Linked DNA regions of Homo sapiens: region 2 is linked to region 1. Evidence: chromatin loops called from intact Hi-C (ENCODE). Cell type or tissue: Caco-2. All regions are shown on one strand. Links, peaks and the distances in the headings refer to the core of each region. The heading gives the core; the rest is flanking DNA.

The links. Peaks named below come from ENCODE experiments on the same cell type or tissue, not always from the same donor. Only the 100,000 strongest peaks of a DNase experiment are listed, where the experiment ranks them.
Region 2: it touches region 1 in a loop (20-fold over the local background); 9 of 110 quality-filtered maps call a loop at or near these places.

Annotation. Positions count from the first base shown.
Region 1 is chr4:5,455,311-5,466,135 of GRCh38, forward strand. STK32B (serine/threonine kinase 32B) reads left to right here. Exons shown (of 12, transcript NM_018401.3): 8 at 1,497-1,613; 9 at 4,793-4,918. It also overlaps the pseudogene RN7SKP275. Among named protein-coding and RNA genes, the nearest start is that of LINC01587, 64 kb to the right of the region's middle. In Caco-2, for the core only: no CTCF peak of the experiment used is centred there; a DNase peak (open chromatin) is centred at 4,988.
Region 2 is chr4:4,988,838-4,999,662 of GRCh38, forward strand. No RefSeq gene overlaps it. Among named protein-coding and RNA genes, the nearest start is that of CYTL1, 25 kb to the right of the region's middle. RefSeq lists an enhancer at 6,493-6,642. In Caco-2, for the core only: a CTCF peak has its summit at 6,460 (motif pointing right); a DNase peak (open chromatin) is centred at 6,484.

The sequences.
Region 1 (10,825 bases), core at 3,430-5,929:
TACCCACACAACATGTAGGCTCGATCACGTGGTGGTGACAGTCCAATGACCACAACCTGGGAGGGTGGCCAGTAAGGTCAGTGCAAGCGGATCATGCTTCTACATATGCCGCATGCATAGGAAATCAGCTCCTCCCCTGGCGGGGTTTTCAGCATGGAGATAAGGGGAGTTCATTCCCAACTCTGGCATCTCCAGATCCTACTGGTTTGCAGGGCTGGGCTTCTTGGAACTTTTCCGAAGCAAGAACTCAAGGTGCAGCCAGTACAAGTGAGTGTTTTTTCACAGTGTGTACCTGGAAACCCCAAACCCAGGGACCAAGGTGGCAGTGGGATCCCAGTATGGCGTCTGACTCAGGGTCAGCGTTCGCTCAGCACCTGCGGAGGGACTGAGACGTTCACTGTCGCCATGCTCTGGGACCCTGCTCGATGACAGACACTACTGGGGCCCCGAGAACACAGAAATGAGCGTGGTCAAATTCCCCCTTTGAGCAGCCCACAGCTTCGTGGAGGAGACAGACAGCACTAATTTTACTGGCACATATTAATGGCAGTCAACTTCATATGGGTTAATCACGAATTCATCGCTCAGATTTCTCCAGGATCAGTTTGTTGTACCACCACACGTGCCAGGGAAACTGTTGTTTTTGTCATCCCAAGACATGTGGCCATGATACCAACCTGAAAACATCTTGGACCGCAGTTCAGCTGGAGAGGCTCTGGGAGATAATGTTCATGGGGGTTGGGGCAGGGGGAGCGGGGACCGGGAGTGCACTGCTGCTCAGAAGCACTCCAAGCCTTGTCCCCAGGGTCACAGTCAAGAAAATCTTCCCAAGCTTTGAGAGGGGCTTAGAAGCAAGAAACTGCACATGGCAATGTTGAGAAAACATGGTCAGGAGGCTTCATTTTCTACCAAGTTCAGAAACTGGGGGAGAGCAGAGCTTACACATCCTCACTGTAGGGAGGGGAGGACAGGTGAGAAGTCAGGGGACGAGGCTGGGGTCCTCCCATCCCTCAGCCCAACCACACCCAGACACTGGCCATCTCAGCTCTGTCCACCCCATGGGCCAGTTCGGCCCGGACAGGGAAAGTGGCGGCCAAGGCCCAGCAAGTGGGGGCTATGACTGGAGGTGTCCGTGGGTGCCTGGTGGACGGCAAGAGTCAGCCCGCAAGCCTGTGACTGGAGCAGGGACTCTGGTGTTAAGCTGCTGACAGTGAGTCCTGCCTCTGGCATTTGTGGGCTGTGTGACCTCGGTGAGCCACCCCTAACATGCTGTGGCCACAGCAGCAGCACCCACCTGCCAGGTCCTGCACTGCCCCCTGGGCCTGGTTACTGTTGGCACTTGGGTTCGGGCCACCTGCTCTGCCGTGAAAGAGAAGCACCCACTGTTACTTGAAGAGGAAGAATAAACCATCCCTCATAATCATACAATCTTAAAATGCGGACGGTGCCTTCCAATGGCTCTCTCTCTGATTCTGGCTGTTGTTCTTTGATTGCAGAGGCCGTACGAAATCCACTCGGTCACGCCCATCGATGAAATCCTCAACATGTTCAAGGTGGAGCGTGTCCACTACTCCTCCACGTGGTGCAAGGGGATGGTGGCCCTGCTGAGGAAGGTAAGGGGGCAGCTTCCAGCCTGCCCCGCCAGGGAGCTACGGTGAGTGTAGAAACAGCCATATCAGCAAACGAAGGGGTGAGAATACAAATGGCATACTCGGGGTAGAGATGATCAAATCAGCTGCGCTCAAATGCCAAATGCCGTGGAATAAACGCTGTTATGGGGGTGCGTGCAGATCAGCACACCTCGGAGGACTGTGGCGGCTCTGACCGCAAGCCCCTAGGCTCTTGTCACTCTGCTACGAGCTCCTAATAAACGGAAATAATGCATGTGGGGTTTTTTTTTTCTTTTTTTTTTTTTTTTTTTAATATACGGAGTCTCACTCTGTCGCCCAGGCTGGAGTGCAGTGGCGCAGTCTCGACTCACTGCAAGCTCCGCCTCCCGGGTTCACGCCATTTTCCTGCCTCAGCCTCCTGAGTAGCTGGGACTACAGGCACCCGCCAACACGCCCGGCTAATTTTTTGTATTTTTAGTAGAGACGGGGTTTCACCATGTTAGCCAGGATGGTCTCAATCTCCTGACCTTGTGATCCGCCAGCCTCGGCCTCCCAAAGTGCTGGGATTACAGGCGTGAGCCACCGTGCCCAGCCTGCATGTGGGTTTTTTAAATCTGCTGCACATGGTCTTTTCACTCAATGACCTTTAAGAAATTGGGTATCTCGGCTGGGCGCAGTGTCTCACGCCTGTAATTCCAGCACTTTGGGAGGCTGAGGTGGGTGGATCACATGAGGTCAGGAGTTCGAGACCAGCCTGGCCAGCATGGAGAAACCCCGTCTCTCTAAAAATACAAAAGTAGCCACCTACAAAAGTAGGTGGCACATGCCTGTAATCCCAGCTACTTGGAGGCTGAGGCAGGTGAATCACTTGAACCTGGGAGGTGGAGGTTGTGGTGAGCCAAGATCGCACCATTGCACTCCAGCCTGGGCAACAAGAGCAAAACTCTGAAAGAAGCGAGGCGAGGCGGAAGGGAGGGAGGGAGGGATGGAGGGAGAGAGGAAGGAAGGAGGGAGGGAGGGAAGGAAGGAAGGAAGGAAGGAAAGGAAAGAAGGAAGGAAGGAAGGAATCAATCTCCTTGACTTTCTGCAGGAACTGTTGCTATTAGACTAAAGCAGTGGTTCCCAAGGTATGGGCCTAGGACCAGCCAGCATCAGTGTCATGTGGGAGCCTGTTAGAAACGCACATCCTCAGGCTCCACCCAGACCTGAATCAGACACCTGGGGTGGGCCCCACTGTCTGTGTCTCCATGAGCTCTCCAGGTGGTTCTGGTGTGCACTCCAGTCCGACATGGGCGGGAGATCTTGGTGCCCTGCCTTTAAGGCTCCCTTCACATCCTCCACGATGCATGGAGCTGAGTCTTGCATGGAGCTGAGTCTTGTGTGAGGTTGGCACCCAGTTGTTTTTAAAGGAATGATGACAATAGCAGCCAGCACTGTTTAGGGTCCTGCGTTCTGGGCCATACGATGGCTCTTCTCCCTTACTCCTCCCAAGCCCTGTGAGCAGGGAAAGTGTCACTATCCCAGTACCAGAGATGAGAAAGCTGAGGCATAGGAAACCAAAATCATTCAACCAATGCCACAGAGCTATTAAAAGGCAGAAGCAGGATTTTGATCCAAACTCTCCTAACTTCAGGTCCCAGCTTTTAATCCCTACATGGCTATAATGGCTTGTTGAATTATTAATCTGTTAAATTACTTTAAAGGAAATCCACCACCTGGTTCTTGAGAGCTTGTTTGGAGGCTCTAGCAGGGCAGCACAGCTACTCATATACCCTTGACCGAAGACCGATCCTCCTCTATTGGGGATGGTCATCCTCTTTGACTGGGTGCACAGCTTTCGGAGGGATGCACATGGAGTCGTGAGAGAGCAAGGGGACACCTGCCTAGCCAGCCAGATTAGCCGAAGCAACCCTGGCAATCAATGGCATGACAGGTGTCGCAGCCAGATCACTCTCGCATCCCGTCACCTGGTTCTTATAAGTCAGTGTCTCTTAACCCTGACTGCTCATTAGAACCATGTGGAAGCCTTACATACCACCAATGCCTGCACCTCCCAGCCCACCCAAGTGACTCAGAATCTGGCCCTCAGGTCTGGACATCAGCATGTTTTCAGAACAGCTGCCCTGAACAGTGAACTTCCACATGGTATTGAAGTGGAACCTGCTTAAGTTGGCACCCACTGTTTTGGGACAGCCCCTAAAGAGTGGCAGCCATGATCAGCAGATGCAACCCCTGCTAGCTATCCCTGTGGGCTGTGACTGCAGCCACTCAATGGGCATAGGTGGGAGATTTCTGCAGTGACAGGTGTGTGTGAACTGGCAGGGGGCTCTGACTTCCAGCTCCACCTGTGGACCCTGGTGTGCCCCCCCCCCCCACCTTTCTAAGTATGTGCCAGGTCCTTACCAGTCCCATTTGGTCTCATCCTACCATGAGCTGGAAGTGGAGAAGTCTCCATTATTCCCCCTGCTTTCAGGGAGGCAATGAGCCCAGGGCACCCAGCAGCTCGCCCAAGGTCACAGCTGTTAAATGACAGTCCCGGGGCCAGGCCTCTGTCTTTTCATTCTTGGCCCCTGTGCCTTTTCAGTAGATAAGCTACAGGGTTTTGGCAAGTTGGGAGGCCCGCTGGGATGCCAGGTCATAGTCTTCAGCTGTTCTTATGCTACCTCACTCCTTATTAGCTGAAACTCAATTAGAAGAGAAGCTAAAAAGTGTCCCCTTGGCTACAAATGAGGCCACTTCATTAGGTCACAGAGATCACCTCGTAGCTGTCCAGGTATAAATTTTATTACAATTTGGTGCCTCCCATTACCAAGTTGGAAATCCTAAGATGAGGCAGCTAATTCTTTCTATTTGTAATTGGATGCTTCTCCAGACATCAGAGAGGCAGCCTGTTACAGGCTCCAGTCCCAGAAAGAAACATGGGGGCTGAAAGTCTGGTCCCTGCCCTAACAGTCCCTCACTGGATGACCTTGCAGAAGCAGCCTGACCTCTCAGTTTCTCCCTGGCTATAAAGAGATGAGTGCAGATGGCGCTTCCAACAACAGTGACCCAGACGGGGCACAACATCAATAGAGCGTGAAGAGCAGAGGCACATTAATTGCCCTGAGACCCCCTCCTTCAGAGTCCCCGCTAACCTTGAGGGATGCCCAATTCATGGAAACTCATTTGCCCTCTAACTGCAGCTCCTGACCAAGGATCCTGAGAGCCGCGTGTCCAGCCTTCATGACATACAGAGCGTGCCCTACTTGGCCGACATGAACTGGGACGCGGTGTTCAAGAAGGCACTGATGCCCGGCTTTGTGCCCAATGTGAGTGGAAGTCCCACCTGATGTCATGCCACCCCTCTGCAGGGTCCCCGCCTTGGTGCAAAGCAAGACTTTGGCAGCTGGCTAGTGAGCCCTCTGCTGGCCACTTCCACCTGAGCACCAAGGGCTTATGTCTTGCTGGAATTCAGGGTGAACTTGGGCCTGATTTCCAGGGTCCCAGCCGTACAGCTTCCCTCCTTGTGGTAGGTCCTTTGGGGGTGCCAAGCCTTCTCTCTGTCACTGAATCCCACCTCCAGGTGCTCAGGTCCAGGTGTGGGGATAGCAGGCTGATCTACCCTTCTGCCTCCACAGAGCTGACTGCCGAGTAGAGGAAGACAGGCAATGACCTACCCCGACAGGGCAGTCAGCACTTGTTGCACAAGCTCGGAAGAGGGAGAGGTGGGATGGGAGGGGCAGAGGCAGGGGCTTCTTTTAGGAAGGGTCGGCAGAGACCTAGAGGTAAAGTGAGGGAACCAGGACTGCAGGGATGGGCACTGAGCCTTCCAGGCAAAGGGATCGACAAGATCACACTCTTGAAGGCAGCAGAAAGCCTGGGTTTCAAAGAACAATTTTATAGCATTTAAGGGAATAAACCAGAGGGAATATAATAGGAAATGGGGCCAGGAGGGAACACATGCCACACCAAAAAGGCTTCCAGAGGCCACGGTCAAAGTTTTAGGTTTTGTCCCCCAGAAACTGGAGTGTTTAAGGCAGGGAAGTGAAAGCATTGGATTTACATTTTAAAGGAGGGTTCTGGCAGGAGCTGGAGGCTCCTGGGTCCTCCAGGACAGACGCTGAAAGTTTGGACCTGCCTGGAAGCCTCCTGTGGTCCCTTCCTGTTGAGCAGTTGCATTTCTCCTAGAGGGAATTGCAGAGAGCACCTGAGGAATAGTGACAATTGGGATGGAAATCCTGGGTGACATTCCAGTTCAGCCACCTCTGCCATCTGTGACCTAGGAGAGCACACCCCACCCGCTCACCTGTCCTTGCCCTGCCCGGTAGCAGTGGTGTGAGCAGGAAAGAGACAACATTTGCTCTTTGTTGTTGCCTGTTCCAGCCCCGTATTATGTGAATGGAGGTGGAGACTCCAGCCTGGAAGGCAAGAGATTTCTAGGCTGGTTCCTGGGGAGCCTCAGACGTCCCTGGCTAGTGTTTCATGTCAGATTATTTTAAAGACTTCCGTCACTCCTTTTGGTGCAAAAATAATGTCTCCCCACATCAGTTTCTCCAAGAGTGCCAGGCTTCCAGACCTTTTTCACAAACCGTGGTAGCAGCGCACACGCACGTTTCTGAACACAGACCCTCCCCAGCCTGCCCAGTGTTCACCACTGAATCCAACCGAAGCCAAGCCTGGCTGATGCTCATCTGTTCCCGTCCTCTCCCTGTGAGCAGCGTTGCATCCCCACCTGCTTAGCCAGTTCACCTGGTCCAGGGCTGGCCCTGCTCTCCCCTGAGCCCACCTTTCTCCCCACTTCCCTCGCAGGCAGGGCTCCAGACAGGCTATGGAATGGCAGGTCGCACAGGGCTTCGTCCTTCATTCTTCCAGGCCTGGCCATGTGCCGTTCCCACTGCCTGGACCTCCTTCTGCCCGCCCAGACCTGCCTAACCTTAGGGAATCTGCCCGGCTGGAAGGCTTCCTTGACCCCAGAGTGGACATGGTGCTGCCTCTGAGTTCAGAAAGCTCCCTGGCTCTTCAGACACCCCTCGGACTGCTGTGGGAACAGGCCATGGGGACAAAGTGTCCAGGGCAGGCTTAGCATAGAGTGGCTGTTCAGGTAGAGCTCTCTGCTGTTCTCCCAATATAATTATTTTAGGGTTTCACTTGGCCAACTGGGAGCTCTGTGTGCCTGTGTGGGTATGTGTGGAAGTGTGTCTGTGTGTATGCCTGTGCATCTGTGTGTGCATGCCAGTGCATTTGTGTGTACCCATGTGTCTGTGTGTCTGTACGTCTGTATGTCTGTGTGCATGCCCGTGGTGTGTGTGCCTATATGTCTATGTGTGCCTGTGTATCTGCGTGTGTGTGCCTCTGTTTTTGTGTCTGTATGTGTGTGTGTGTATGTGTCTGTGTGTGTGTACCTGCTTGTGTGTCTGTGTGTCTGTATGTCTATATGTGTCCGTGTGCCTGTGTGTGTGCCTATATGTCTGTGTGTGCCTGTGCATCTGTGTGTGTGTGTGCATCTGTGTGTGTGTGTGGTGTGCAAGTGTGCCTTGGGGCCGGCAGGGGCAGCTGCGGGGGCAATGGCTCAATGCTGGGGGCAGGCAGTCTGCATCCCATTTCCCACCCTATTCCGCTGGCCAATGAGAAAGTGAAAAGCACAGACCTTACTGTCACCATCTGTGTCCCCCAAACACCTACACCCACCAGCACTGTGCTGCACAGGAGCTGGACCCCTGGGAAGAAAACAGCCCCAGGGCTGCCAGGGAGCTTACAGACAACAGTGCACAGCCCCCACTGCGGGTCGACCTTTGGGGAGGGACCACTCTGGGATGGGGGACTGTCCTTTGCCTTGTACAGTGTTGAGCAGCACCCCGGGACTGTACTCATGAGATGCCAGTAGCATCCCCTCTGTTGTGCAAACAAAAATGTCTCCAGACATTGCCAAGCATCCCCTGAGGATAAAGTTGTTCCCAGTTGACAACCACAAGGGTAGGGTTTTGTGGAGCCATAAGCCAATAAACCTACAAAGACAGAAAATAAACCACAGGGCAGGGCCCTCGGAAGGAGACCCGCAGGCTCTGCTGAGCCGGGAGTAAAGGTTTGGGTCTCTTCTGCCGTCTCTGTGACCTCAGGCGGCTGCACCCTAGTTCTTCACAGATCCGATGAGAAACCAGGACCCTCACAGAGCCTGGGGAGTAGAGCCCGGAGGCTTCCAAAGCCTCTGCTCTGCGCGCATTCCCGTGGCTGACTTCCTTCCTAATGCACATTTTGGACAGTCCAGAGAAATATGCCCGCCTTCTTCACAGGCTCTGATCTGCCAAACTCAGGGTGAGACTGGCGAAGGCTAAGAATCTCGATGCAGTCCTGCACATCAGGCACAAATTGCCTAATTAGCACTTCCTCGAGTGCTGTCTGAGCCTTCCCTGAGGCTGTGTGCTGGGATGCCCTGGGGGGCATCTGGGGTCAGCCTGTGGCTTTGCCATATTGTGTGCCTGAGCCTGTTGGCAGGTGCCTGCCTTTGCAGCACCCTGGCCTGCTGCTCCTCCTCAGCCCCTCTCCTGCACACACCCACACACTGATGCACACTCACACACTCAGTCACACTCACACATAGACACACATGCACACTCATTCCCCCACACACATATGCACACGTGCCCCCACACACAGTCTCACACACATACCTACTCATCCTACACAAGCACATGCATTCACATATATACTCACCCACACACACCTTCACACACATGCACACTCCCATACAAACACACACACACACAAGCAAGCCCCCTACCACATGCCCACCTACAGGGCAGTGAGCCTCAGCCCCACCCACAGGTCTGTAGCCTCCCCTCTGGCTGTGCTGTCTCCTAGCTGGAACCTTGCACAGGCCGCTTTCTCTTCCGGGGATCCCTTCCTCTCCTTGTCCACAAGGCAGTCTCCTACCCCTCCTTCAAGACAGCATAAAGCAAGGACTGGCCCAGTTGCCAGTCTCAGCAGAAGCCTTCTGTATTAGGCCATTCTTGCATTGCTATAAAGGAATAACTGAGGTTGGGTAATTTATAAAGAAGAGAGGCTTAACTGGCTTACAGTCCTGCGGGCTGTACAGGAAGCATGGCACCTGCATCAGCTTTGCTTCTGGGGAGGCATCAGGGAGCTTCCAGTCAGGGCGGAAGGTGAAGCAAGAGCAGGTGTGTCACGTGGCAGGAGCAGGAACAGCAGTGGGGGTGGGGGGTGCCACACGCTCTTAAACTACCAGATGTCTCACCAGAGCTCACTCACTATTGTGAGGACAGCACCTAGCCATGAGGGATCCGTCCCCATGAACCAAACACCTCCCACCAGGCCCCACCTCCCAAACTGGGAATTACATCTCAACATGAGATTTGCAGGGGACAGGCAAGTTATGTCACCTTCTGAAGGAAAGACAAGCCCAAGCTTGGCCTCCTCTGGGACATTCCCAGCCAGCGCCACCACCTCCCTGCACAGAGCAGGCCTCAGCCTCTCCTGCAACCCTCTGCACGAGTGCCTAGGGATACATCAGTGGTGAGAACACTCTGTCGCAGTGCGCCTGCCATCCTGCTGGGAGCTTCGGAGGGTGAGGGCCGCGAAGTGTTGGCTGACCTCTCTCTGCCTGAGCCAGACCCCAGAACAATGGGTGACAATAGAAGGCACTAGAAGGCCTAAGTGTGTGCTTGTCACGTGAATGAACGAATGATGATGGCCAACAGGTCTGAGCGTGTTCTGTGTACCTGCCATTGTTCTGATAACTTTGTGTGACTTATCTTGTGTCAGCTTCACACCAGTCCTGGGCAGTGGATCCTGTTAATGGCATTCTCAGCAAGGTTAGGCAACTTGCCCAAGATTTCTCAGTGAGAAATTGAGAGTTTGAATTCAGATGGTCTAGATCCAGAACCTGCATTTTTATGAATGAATGAATGAGTGGCAGGCAAAACAAGGCAGAGCCTGCATATTTATGAACGAATGAATGAATGAATGAGTGGCAGGTAAAACAGGTCTGGAGAGACCTGGGCCTGAGATTCAACTTGCTCCTTAGGGGAGGGCAACTTCTGGAGGACAGATGTGTGAAATCAGGGAAGGTGATCATAGTTGAGTTCCAGGAGTTGGTGATGATGGACAAAGCCCAGTGCCAGGCAGGGGAAGGGAGAGGCCATTGGTACCGCGAACCCAAGGAGGGTCCACAGCAGGTCACAACAGAAAGGATGAGGCCCAGCCTCTAGGACTGAGAAAGCAAGGGGCAAAGGACATAGGACTCCACTCCATTAGCCCACGAATGACACAGTGACAACAACTCGGTAACATTTATTGGGCAACTCCTGTGTGGCAGGGGCTGGGCTAGGAGCTTTTCTTGCATTTTCTCATGTCAGCCTCACAGACTTGCACTAGTGCCCTCATCTTACAATATGGAAACTGAGGCCCATAGAGGTTTAGGGAGTTCCTGGGAGTTAGGGAAGCCAGGACTTTCCCCAGTTCTGTCTGCAAAGTCCCTGTCTTCCTCCTGCCCCCAGGTCATGGCAAAGGCACTGGCTGGCATCAAGCAGATTAGGGAGCATGGCCAAGACAAGTTCAGCTTTAGGTAGCAAGACCCTTTCTTGTAAATTGGGTTCAAGGCCAGGAATCCTAGGGAGGTGAGGGGACAGCAGAGAAGCAGAGGGAATGGCCAGTTGTGGAACGGCCACCATGGTCAGGCATCCACCGTTCTGGAAGCTTGGCAAACTCTTATCATCTGATCCCTCAACAAACTCTGAGCCTGCCATATTTCACAATGATGAGGAAACTGAGGCAGAGAGAGGTTATGAATCTCCCTCAGCATCACGCAGGTAAAAGGAGAGGACACAGGGCCCAGTGGCAAGGCTGGCTGACCTCAAGGCTGTGCCTCGCCTCTCTCCTTCTTGGCCAGGTCACAGCAGGCCCAGGTCCTAACAGGCCCAGGGACCACCACTGTAGGGAGGACTTGCTTCATGCCTGGCCCTACTTGGAGTACTTTATAGATATTATATTATTAATTCCCTATATGGGAATTATTGTTACCCAAACTTTACAGCTAATGAACTGAGTCCCAAGGAAGTCATGAAACTTACAAGATCAGGAAGTAGCAGAACTGGGATTTTTCCCCTGTGCGCGCCAAAGCTGCTGTTATAGCCACCGGGCTGCATTGCCTTTGGGGACCGGCACCTGGGGCCATCATCTGGGCTACAGCTGAGGAATGAAAGTGGCTACCAGGAATCTGG
Region 2 (10,825 bases), core at 5,063-7,562, 460 kb before region 1:
TCCCTCCCTGCTTTCTACCGAGTCTGTGTTACTGGGCACAGAGATGGTCCTGGAAGAACAGAGATCTTAAGAAGGAACGGGCCTGTTCCAGGAGCTGGGAATTTGATTGCCTTTTTGTCCCACGGTGATCCCTCCAGGTCCCCAGGTTGGGTTGAGAGCTCTGTCACAACAACCTTTGGGTTGTGGTCCATGCCCATGTCACGCAGTAGAGGGTTCCTCTGTAAAGTAGAAATAATCGCCTCCACTCTCCCTGTTGGAAATTGAATGGCTTTATGCACGTAAAGCACCCAGCCCGAGGCCTGGTACACACTGAGTGCGCAGTAAAAGCCCAGCCATGGGCACCCTACCTTGTGCTCTTCTCTCAGCTGTCCTTGTGCTTCTCTGCTTCCATTCCTGATTCCTCCTCGCTCCGTCTTTTCTCACCTTCCGTCTCTAGTCCTTACTCCCATAATTCCTTCTTTCTTTTGCTGTCTCAGCAAGACAGGAGCAATCCTTGTTATCAAGACCAAGTTTTTTCCCAATGGTGTTATCTCATCGAAGCCTCCTAACCTTGCCGTCAAATCAGTGGTGTCATGCCCATTTTACAGAAAAGGAAACTGAGGCCCTGCATGATGCACTGTGCATTGGGATTGGTTTTGGATGGCTGTCTCAAGTCTCCAACGATCCTGTAAGCACTAAGGGTAAAGACTGCGTCTCCTTCACCCTCTGTATCCCACACCCCCTACCATGCACCCATCTTGTGAAGCCAAAAGAGGTGGGGCCTGGGTGAGCAGGAAGGATCTAGTATGACAGTGGCGGTGAGAGGATTATGCCACGGTGTAGAAAGAGTAGTTAGATTTAGAACTCTTAGCTCCTGTTCGGGCGGCCTCAAGCCAGTAGCTAAGTTCTCTAAGCCCAGTTTCCTCATCTGTAAACCAGAGATAATAACAGTCCCCACACTCCATGGGCCTCTGTGATGATTAAACGAGAAACATACATAAAACTCCTAACAGGAGAACCGGGTGGGCCATGTATGTGCAGGCAGGTCAGCCGGGTGGCGCAGTGCTCTGGACTGGAGGCAGGGTGTCGTCTTCAGCTTCCTCACCTGGGGCAATGACTCTGCCCCAGCCTTACCAGCCTGGTGTTCTGGGTGCTAATGGAGTGGGGGTGGCACTCAACTGAGGGTTGGGGGCTTCACAGCAAATTCATTTCCACCCACCCAGACCATCCCCTGCCCTCTTTCTTAACAGGACTCATGAAAACCGGGTCACATTTTCCCTTTGCTCTTGATGAACCAATAACCTTGAACATCTGAAAATAAAACGTCTATGGCCCCCACAGCCTACTGAGGTTGTGTGGCTCTGCAGACATTATAAAACATCAAATTAGATGGAAAATTGCCCGGGGTCCCTGTAAATGAAAATTACTCTTTTTTATAGGGGGAAAAAATGACCCTTATAATCGCAACAAACAATTCTGGGCTCTTCCTTTTATTAGCCGGCTCACATGGCAAGCAGTATTTTCTCATTCCACCGCTTTGGCCCCAACCCATGTTTTTACCACATTTTACTTTGCACATTTTCACAGCATTGTAACATGAAAATGAGGTTCTGCCCTTGTCTTGAGTTCCTGTTGGAAGGGGATGTTTTGCCTCCGCAAAGTTTTAGCCTCCTGGTGAGTGCTGGCTGGATCCAGGCTTGGTGTAGGGTGGTGAAAGAGCACTGGATAGGGGGTTAGATGACTAAGCCTGCTGTGTGACTTCCAGCTGGTTGCTTAACCTCTCTGGGCTGCACTTTCTTCCTCCATGATAGGAGAGGGCTGGATTGGGTTAGGGATGGCACAGTCAATGCCTCTAGGTGCCAGCAAGGTGATGTCCATGTGTGATGGCCCTGTGTAAAACACCCTCGACCTCCATGGGGTCAAGCCAGGGCTTGTGGCCTCCCATTCTTGTCCACATCCCGACATAAAAACTTAGGCATTTTTTTTCTTTTTTCCTGTAGAACCTCACAAGAATATTTTGGAAACAAGACAAAGAGGGAGGATGCTGTTGGCTGTAGCTCAGAGCTTCTCAACACAGGGCTGATTTGGGCCCTGATTTGGCCATGTCTGGGGCGTTTTTGGCTGTCATGACTGGGCCATCATCTGGTGATGCTGCTGACATCCTGTGGGTGGAGGCCGGGTCTGTGGCTAAACACCCCACAGTGCAAAGCCCCACCACCGACAAAGGACTAGGTGGCCCCAGACGCCCCCAGTGCCCAAGGCTGAGAGCCCTGCAGCAGGGCGGGGTTGGGTTGGATTTGGGAGTGGAGACTGGCTGGCCTGGGTGGGTCCCTGCCACTGGCTTGACACCCTGTGATGCAAAGCAGTGCCCGTGGAGCCTTGGATCGCTGGCTGTCAGCCACATGAGTCAGCAGGGCCCGAGCACAGCCTCCATGCTCTCTGGCTGTGATGGGCCTACAGACTGACCTTTGTCAAGGGCTGGAGAACCTCGGACGGCTGCCACCAAGCCCCAGGCAGAGCCTAAAGATTTGTCAGGGTTGGGGGTGGGGGACCAAAGATGCTGGTTAAGTGTTGAGGAGTGAGGAAGCCACAGTGACTAAGCCGCGCCTGGGCGCCGCGGGCTGATCCTAATGAAGCCTAGCCAGTCTCTCCTCCACAGTTTTGACACAGTTAGAAAAACTTTCTCTTGTTTAACTGGAAACAGCCACCCACACTCACCCTTTCACATACCAGTTGCCTTCTTGCAGATCATAGGAAATAAACTGACCTTTTAAAAAATCACAAGTGAAATATAAGGAAACAGAGTGAGCGGAGGCGTTTAGGGGTCTTGAATTCGGCCCACTGGGCAGGAGTGAGCAGGAGTGAGATATGTGAGGCTGTGTGAGTCCATCCTGCCTCCACTCTCTGTGCTCCCGTCTGTGGAGTGGGGCAGTGGACACGGGCTCCTCAAGCCTGCTGGCTCTCTCGGTTTAGGTGTCTCCTGACGGGAGTGGGAATCCGGGCAGGGGCGGGTGGCTGCTTCTCAGGGCCTTCTCACGGCTCCCTTCTCGGGACATTTCATTCACAGATTTGTGAATCTGCAGTTTTGGGAGGATGACTAAAGGTCACTTTGTCCAACCTCAAATGCAGATATGCCCTCTACTTTCTTCCCAAGAGGTAACATTGTCTCTCCTTGGTGGCTCCTGGGATGAGGGGCTTACTCCTATGCCCAGGCCAGCCAATTTCATTCCTGGACACCCCTGGACAGCTCTCGCTTCCGTGCGTGCTGTTTTTTTTTTCCTTTTTTCTTTTTTTTTTTTTTTTGAGACAGACTCCAGCCTCGCTCTGTCGCCCAGGCTGGAGTGCAGTGGTGCCATCACCACTCACTGCAACCTCGTCCTGCAGACTCAAGCGATCCTCCCACCTCAGCTGGGATTACAGGCATGTGTTACCACACCTGACTAATTTTTGTATTTTTAGTAGAGACAGAGTTTTGCCATGCTGCCCAAGCTGGTCTTGAACTCCTGGACGCAAGAGATCCTCCTGCCTCAGCCTCCCAAAGTGCTAGGGTTATGAGTGTGTGCCACTGTGCCTGGCCTCCATGCGTGCTCTTAATTCTACTTTTTGGCACCAACTGGAACAAAGCTAATAATCACCTCCAGCCCCAGATGGAAGCAAGGCACACAGCCACAGAGCTCTTGGGTATTTTTCTTTTCTTTTTTTTTTTTTTTTTTTTTTTTCGAGATGGAGTCTCACTCTGTCGCCCAGGCTGGAGTGCAGTGGAGTGATCTCAGCTCACTGCAAGCTCCACCTCCCGGGTTCACGCCATTCTCCTGCCTCAGCCTCCCGAGTAGCTGGGACTACAGGTGCCCGCCATTACGCACGGCTAATTTTTTGTATATTTAGTAGAGAAGGGGTTTCACCGTGTTAGCCAGGATGGTCTCGATCTCCTGACCTCATGATCCGCCCGCCTCGGCCTCCCAAAGTGCTGGGATTACAGGCTTAAGCCATCGTGCCCGGCCAGCTCTTGGGTATTTTATCTGTTCCAAGTCTTCCTAGTTTTAGGGTGAGCACCCCGAGATTCTTCATCTGACGCTCCTAGTGGCTATTTGGGTGTGTGTTTGGGGGTCCCTCCTCTTGGCACACACATCAGTGTTCACTCTGGGTTGGACTGCACGCTGGGACAGGTGCCGTGAGCTGTATCCAGGGGGCATCACCTCCCATATTCTGGCCGCTCTACTCCTATTGATGTGGTCCAGTACCATCCAAAGCATTTACAACAATATTAGCAAGGCCCTGTTAATTATTTTTAAGTGGGAATAAAACAGGTTTTCTAGGTCTTGAATCATATTTGTGGCTAACAATCCAAAAAACCATGGGGAAATGCCAGAAGAAAAAAGTGATTTAGGGACACAGGAGGTAGATTCCATTCCACTCATCCAGGTCATGGCCATATAAGATCCAGGAATCATGCCTGTCACTCCCCTGCCCTTCTACTGATTGTTCTGGTCCATAGGCTTCCCATCCCCCACCTGCCACCTCCTCTTCAGCCCTCCTGCTGCTGTCCCCCCACAGCCCATGGGCTCTCACCTGGACTAGTGCAGCAGCCTCCTGGGGGGCTCCCTGGATCCTCCAGCCTCCACACAGCAACCAGAGCAACCTTTCTAGAACACAAGAATGCTCACTCACCTCCCTGGTTTCCAACCCTTCCTGCCCAACCCCAACCTACCGCCACGTGGTCTGTACATTAAGCCCTGCCAAGCTTTTTTTTTTGTTTTTTGAGACAGAGTCTCGCTCCCTTGCTAGGCTGGAGTTCAGTGGTGTGATCTCGGCTCACTGCAACCTCCGCCTCCTGAGTTCAAGCGATTGTCCTGCCTCAGCCTCCCGAGTAGCTGGGACTACAGGCACGTGCCACCATGCCCAGCTAATTTTTTGTATTTTTAGTAGAGATGGGGTCTCATCGTGTTAGCCAGGATGGTCTCCATCTCCTGACCTCGTGATCCACCCGCCTCAGCCTCCCAAAGTGCTGGGATTACAGGTGTGAGCCACCGCACCCAGCCCACCCAAGCTTTTCAATGCAGAGCTTGCTTTTAATGCGAAGTCGTGTGCCAAGTGACCACCTGTCTTCCTCCTCCTTTTCTCTCCTGGGTCCCTGGACTCCCACACCCTTGGTCCCAGCCACCCTGGTGACCCTGCTCCCTTTCTATGCACCTTTCTGTGACTTCTACACTTGCTGCTTCCTGGCTTGGACATCGCCTCACCCGGGAAAACTCCTATTTATTTCCAATCCCAGTTTCTATGTCCTCCTGCCCGTCCCCACCCCCCAAGAGCCTTGCTGAGGTTAGGAAACTATGAGAAAGGGATTTCTGTGCCCCACAGCAGTGAGGACACCCGCCCTTGGTCATTTCATATTCGATGTTAGCTCAGAGAAACAATACTAGGAGATAACATTTGCCAACCCCCCCGCCCAAGATTCACTCGCTGATACTAATCCAAACTTGTTCACTCACGTGTTTGTTTAATTAACAAATATTTATCGAGCACCTGCAATGAGTTATGTACTATAATAGATGCTAGGGCACAGTCAGGGATGAAACAGACAGAAGTCCTTGTCTCCATGGAGCTGACATTCTGGTTGGGGGAGGCAGCCATTAGGTGAAATGAATAAGTAAACTGTAGACTGTAATAGCAACAGGTGTGGCGGAGAAGAATGAAGTGGAGATGGAGTTGTCAGGTGAGAGCTGCAATTTGAAATTGAAATTCCAGGGAGGATACACAGAGGGAAAACCTGAAGTTGAGGACGTCAGGTGAGCTGCTACCTGGGGGCAGGGAGCTCCCGGGGAAGGCTTGTACGTTCCAGGACAGGCATCTGGGCGCTGTGTGGCTGCATTGTGGTGGGCTGGGGAGAGGTAGGTCCTGAGACCTGAGAGGTGACAGCCCAAAATCCTGTAGGATCCCAGAGGCCATAGCTGGGACTCAGCTTTTCCTCCAGGTGGGCTGGAAAGCACTGGAGGGTGGTGGACAGAGGATGGCGTGGTCGGATTGCAGCGGGATTCCGTGCGTCCCCTGGCTGCCCTGTGCAGAAGGAAAGGTGCAGCGCAAGGCGGGAGCCGGGAGAACAGGGAGAGAGGCTGGAGGCTTGGTCCAGGCTGGGGGCAGTGGGAACAGCGAGCAGGCGCTGGATCTGGGACATAGTCATGGTGCTCAGCTGCTGCAAGGAAGTCATTTTATTTTTAGCCCAGTTATAACGATGAATGAAGTAGGGATGCAGAAAGGTTAAGGTCACTTTGCTAAAAGGCGCTATGTGTGGCGCCCACCCAACCCATGCACCTATCCCTCTCCAGGAGTGAGTCTCCCATGGGCAGGCATGTGCCCCTCACTGGGCACACTGGGTCCTGACACGCAGTGGGAACTCAGCGCTGTTAAATGTGGATTTCACTGAGCCCCACAGGCAGCCCTTTAGGACCTCGGCCCAAGGTCATTCTGGCCAAAGGCCGCTAGAGGGCAGCGGTGCTTTTCCCTCTGCATGAAGTTTGGGACAACGTCCGCAGTCAGCCTCGTCTGGTCCCAGGTCACCACTGAGGGCCTTGCAACTTAAGGGACAGGAACACGATCGGTGAGCACCACCAACCCCAACCCCTTGCCCAAGCCAGGGGAAAGGACCCAGGAGGGAGGCTGGACAGGGCCGTGGAGAACCACAGCATGATCCCCTCCTGGGTCCCCTACTTACACCTGGGAAAGCAGGCAGAGAAGGAGGAAGGGGTTTGCCTAGGTTACCCCGGGGACTCGCTGCTAGACCCACACCAGCCCTTCTCCCAGGCGACCTTTCCTGTGACCCCAGGGACTTCCGTCAGCACAGCTGACCCTGGAAGGCTGTGGGGTTGGGTGTGCTGGGTGCACCAGGTTAGATCAGTGTCCTGAGAACGTCCCTCTGGGTGGAGGAGAGGTGGGTGCAGGGGCCCCGAACAGTCGGAGAGGAACCTGGCTGAAGCAGCCTGCTGGCAGGTCCTGGCCTACGTTTTATGCCCAGACTGGAGGGCAATAATTGTGAAAGGCAAACAATGTTAAGTTTCTCAGCTTCAGTTATTGGTGGCATTAACGAGCATAGATCGATTTTTAAGAATCTACATACCACTGCAACTTGACCTTGGAGAATCGTTAATCACTTTAGAAATGCACATAGAGAGGTCACACTGATGCTTTGTGTAAAAAATCCCCGCCTAAATAGTTGCTAGCAGAGAACCTCATTTGCAAGCGTAAATCTGTTTATAATTAATCACGTTTGGCAAGGCTCCCCCTCCACAGCCTGGCTGGCTTCGGGGCCTCTGGCTTTTGCTGTCGATGCTCATGCTCGATGTATCCAGGCCAAGCTTTCACTCTTCCCCTGAGCTATACCACATTTTCCCTGACCCTTTTCCTGAGAGGCAATGCCTGTCCAGGCCCTGCTCAGGCTCAATCTGTCTGCCGCCAGCCTTGCCTCCCTGCTTCCCGGGGGCACCCTCCTGAGGACAGTTGCTACCATCGGTGGTGAACCATTGGTGTGTGCCAGCCTCTTCTCCAAATGTTCTCCACGAAATAACTTACATGGCTCTTCACGCAACTCTATTCAGTAGGTATTATTATGAACCCCATTTTACAGATGTGGAAACTGAAGCCAAGAGATGCTTCGAGGAGTCAGCGTCAGGATTTAAACCCAGACTTCTGGTTCAATTTAAACCCAGTTTTGTCCTAATGCTCTCCCTCCCCTTGCTCTCCACCCACTGACAGGCCCCAGGCCCCGGTGTGTGATGTTCCCCTCCCTGTGTCCATGTGTTCTCATTGTTCAACTCCCACTTATGAGTGAGAACATGTGGTGTTCGGTTTTCTGTTCCAGTGTTAGTTTGCTGAGGATGATGGCTTCCAGCTTCATCCATGTCCCTGCAAAGGACATGATCTCATTCTTTTTTATGTCTGCCTAGTATTTCATGGTGTATATGTGCCACATTTTCTTTATCCAGTCTATTATTGATGGGCATTTGGGTTGGTTCCAAGTCTTCGCTATTGAAAATAGTACTGCAATAAACATACGTGTGCATGTGTCTTTATAGTAGAATGATTTATAATCCTTTGGGTATATATCAAGTAATGGGATTGCCGGGCCAAATGGTATTTCTGGTTCTAGATCCTTGAGGAACCACCACACTGTCTTCCACAATGGTTGAACTAGTTTACACTCCCACAAGCAGTGTAAAAGTGTTCCTATTTCTCCACAGCCTCAACAGCATTTATTGTTTCCTGACTTTTTAATAATCGCCATTCTGACTGGCTTGAGATGGTATCTCATTGTGGTTTTGATTTGCATTTCTCAGTGATGATGAGCTTTTCTTCACATTTTTCTTGGTCACATAAATGTCTTCTTTTGAGAAGTGCCTGCTCATATCCTTTGCCCACATTTTGAATTTTTTTTTTCTTGTGAATTTGTTTAAGTTCCTTGTAGACTCTGGATATTAGACCTTTGTCAGATGGGTAGATTGCAAACTTTTTCTCCCATTCTGCAGGTTGCCTCTTCACTATGATGCTAGTTTCTGTTGCTGTCCAGAAGCTCTTTAGTTTAATTAGATCCCATTTGTCAATTTTGGCTTTTGTTGCAATTGCTTTTGGTGTTTTAGTCATGAAGTCTTTGCCGATGTCTATGTCCTGAATGGTATTGCCTAGGTTTTCTTCAAGGCTTTTATGATTTTTAGTTTTACATTTAAGTCCTTAACCCATCTCAAGTTAATTTTTGTATAGGGTGTAAGGAAGGTGTCCAGTTTCAGTTTTCTGCATATGGCTAGCCAGTTTTCCCAGCACCATTTATTAAATAGGGACTCCTTTCCCCATTGCTTGTTTTAGTCAGGTTTGTTGAAGATCAGATGCTTGTAGGTGTGAGGTGTTATTTCTGAGGTATCTATTCTGTTTCATTTGTCTATATGACTGTTTTGGTACCAATACCATGCTACTTTGGTTACTGTAGCCTTGTAGTATAGTTTGAAGTCAGGTAGTGTGATGCCTCCAGCTTTGTTCTTTTTGCTTAGGATTGTCTTGGCTATATGGGCTCTTTTTGGGTTCCATATGAAATTTAAAGTAGGTTTTTCTAATTCTGTGAAGAAAGTCGATAGCTTGATGGGAATAGCATTGAATCTATAAGTTACTTTGGGCAGTATGGCCATTTTCATGATATTGATTCTTCCTATCCACAAGCATGGAATTTTTTTTCCATTTGTTTGTGTCCTCTCATTTCCTTGAGCAGTGGTTTGTAGTTTTCCTTGAAGAGGTCCTTCACATTCCTTGTAAGTTGTATTCCTAGATATTTTATTCTCTTTGTAGCAATTGTGAATGGGAGTTCACTCATGATTTGGCTCTCTGTTTGTCTATTATTGGTATATAGGAATGCTTGTGATTTTTGCACATTGATTTTGTATCCTGAGACTTTGCCGAAGTTGCTTATCAGCTTAAGCCGTTTTGGGGCAGAGACAATGGGGTTTTCTAAATACAGAATCATGCCATCTGCAAACAGAAACGATTTGACTTCCCCTCTTCCTATTTGAATACCCTTTATTTCTTTCTCTTGCCTGATTGCCCTGGCCAGAACTTCCAATACTATGTTGAATAGGAGTGGCGAGAGAAGGCATCCTTACGCCAGTTTTCAAAGGGAATGCTTCCAGCTTTGGCCTATTCAGTATGATATTGGCTATGGGTTTGTCATAAATAGCTCTTATTATTTTGAGATATGCTCCATCAATGCCTAGTATATTGAGAGTTTTTAAAATGAAGGAATGTTGAATTTTATCGAAGGCCTTTTCTGCATCTGCTGAGATAATCATGTGGTTTTTGTCATTGGTTCTGTTTATCTGATGGATTACATTTATTGATTTGCATATGTTGAACCAGCCTTGCATCCCAGGGATGAAGCCAACTTGATTGTAGTGGATAAGCTTTTTGATGTACTGCTGGATTTGGTTTGCCAGTATTTTATTGAGGATTTTTGCATCAATTTTCATCGGGGATATTGGCCTGAAGTTTTCTTTTTTTGTTGTGTCTCTCCCCAGTTTTGGTATCAGGATGATGCTGGCCTCATAAAATGAGTTAGGGAGGAGTCCCTCTTTTTCAATTGTTTGGAATAGTTTCAGAAGGAATGGTACCAGCTCCTCTTTGTACCTCTGGTAGAATTTGGCTGTGAATCCGTCTGGTTCTGGGCTTTTTTGTGTTGGTAGGCTATTAATTACTACCTCAGTTTCAGAACTTGTTATTGGTCTATTCATGGATTCAACTTCTCCTGGTTTAGTCTTGGGAGGGTGTATGTATCCAGAAATTTATCCATTTCTTCTATATTTTCTAGTTTATCTGCATAGAGGTGTTTATAGAATTCTCTGGTGGTAGTTTGTATTTCTGTGGGATCAGTGGTGATATCCCCTTTATCATTTTTATTGTGTCTATATCATTCTTCTCTCTCTATTTCTTTATTAGTCTAGCTACCAGTCTATTTTGTTAATTAAAAAAGAACAGTTCCTGGATTCATTGATTTTTTGAAGGGTTTTTTGTGTCTCTATCTCCTCCAGTTCTGCTCTGATCTTAGTTATTTCTTGTCTTCTGCTAGCTTTTGAATTTGTTTGCTCTTGCTTCTCTAGTTATTTTAATTGTGATGTTAGGGTGTCGATTTCAGATCTTTCCAGTTTTCTGACATGGGCATTAATTCTATAAATTTCCCTCTTAACACTGTGTTAGCTGTGTCCCAGAGATTCTGGTACATTGTCTCTTTGTTCTCATTGGTTTCAAAGAACTTATTCATTTCTGCCTTAATTCCATTACTTACCCAAGTGTAATTCAGGAGCAGGTTGTTCAATTTCCA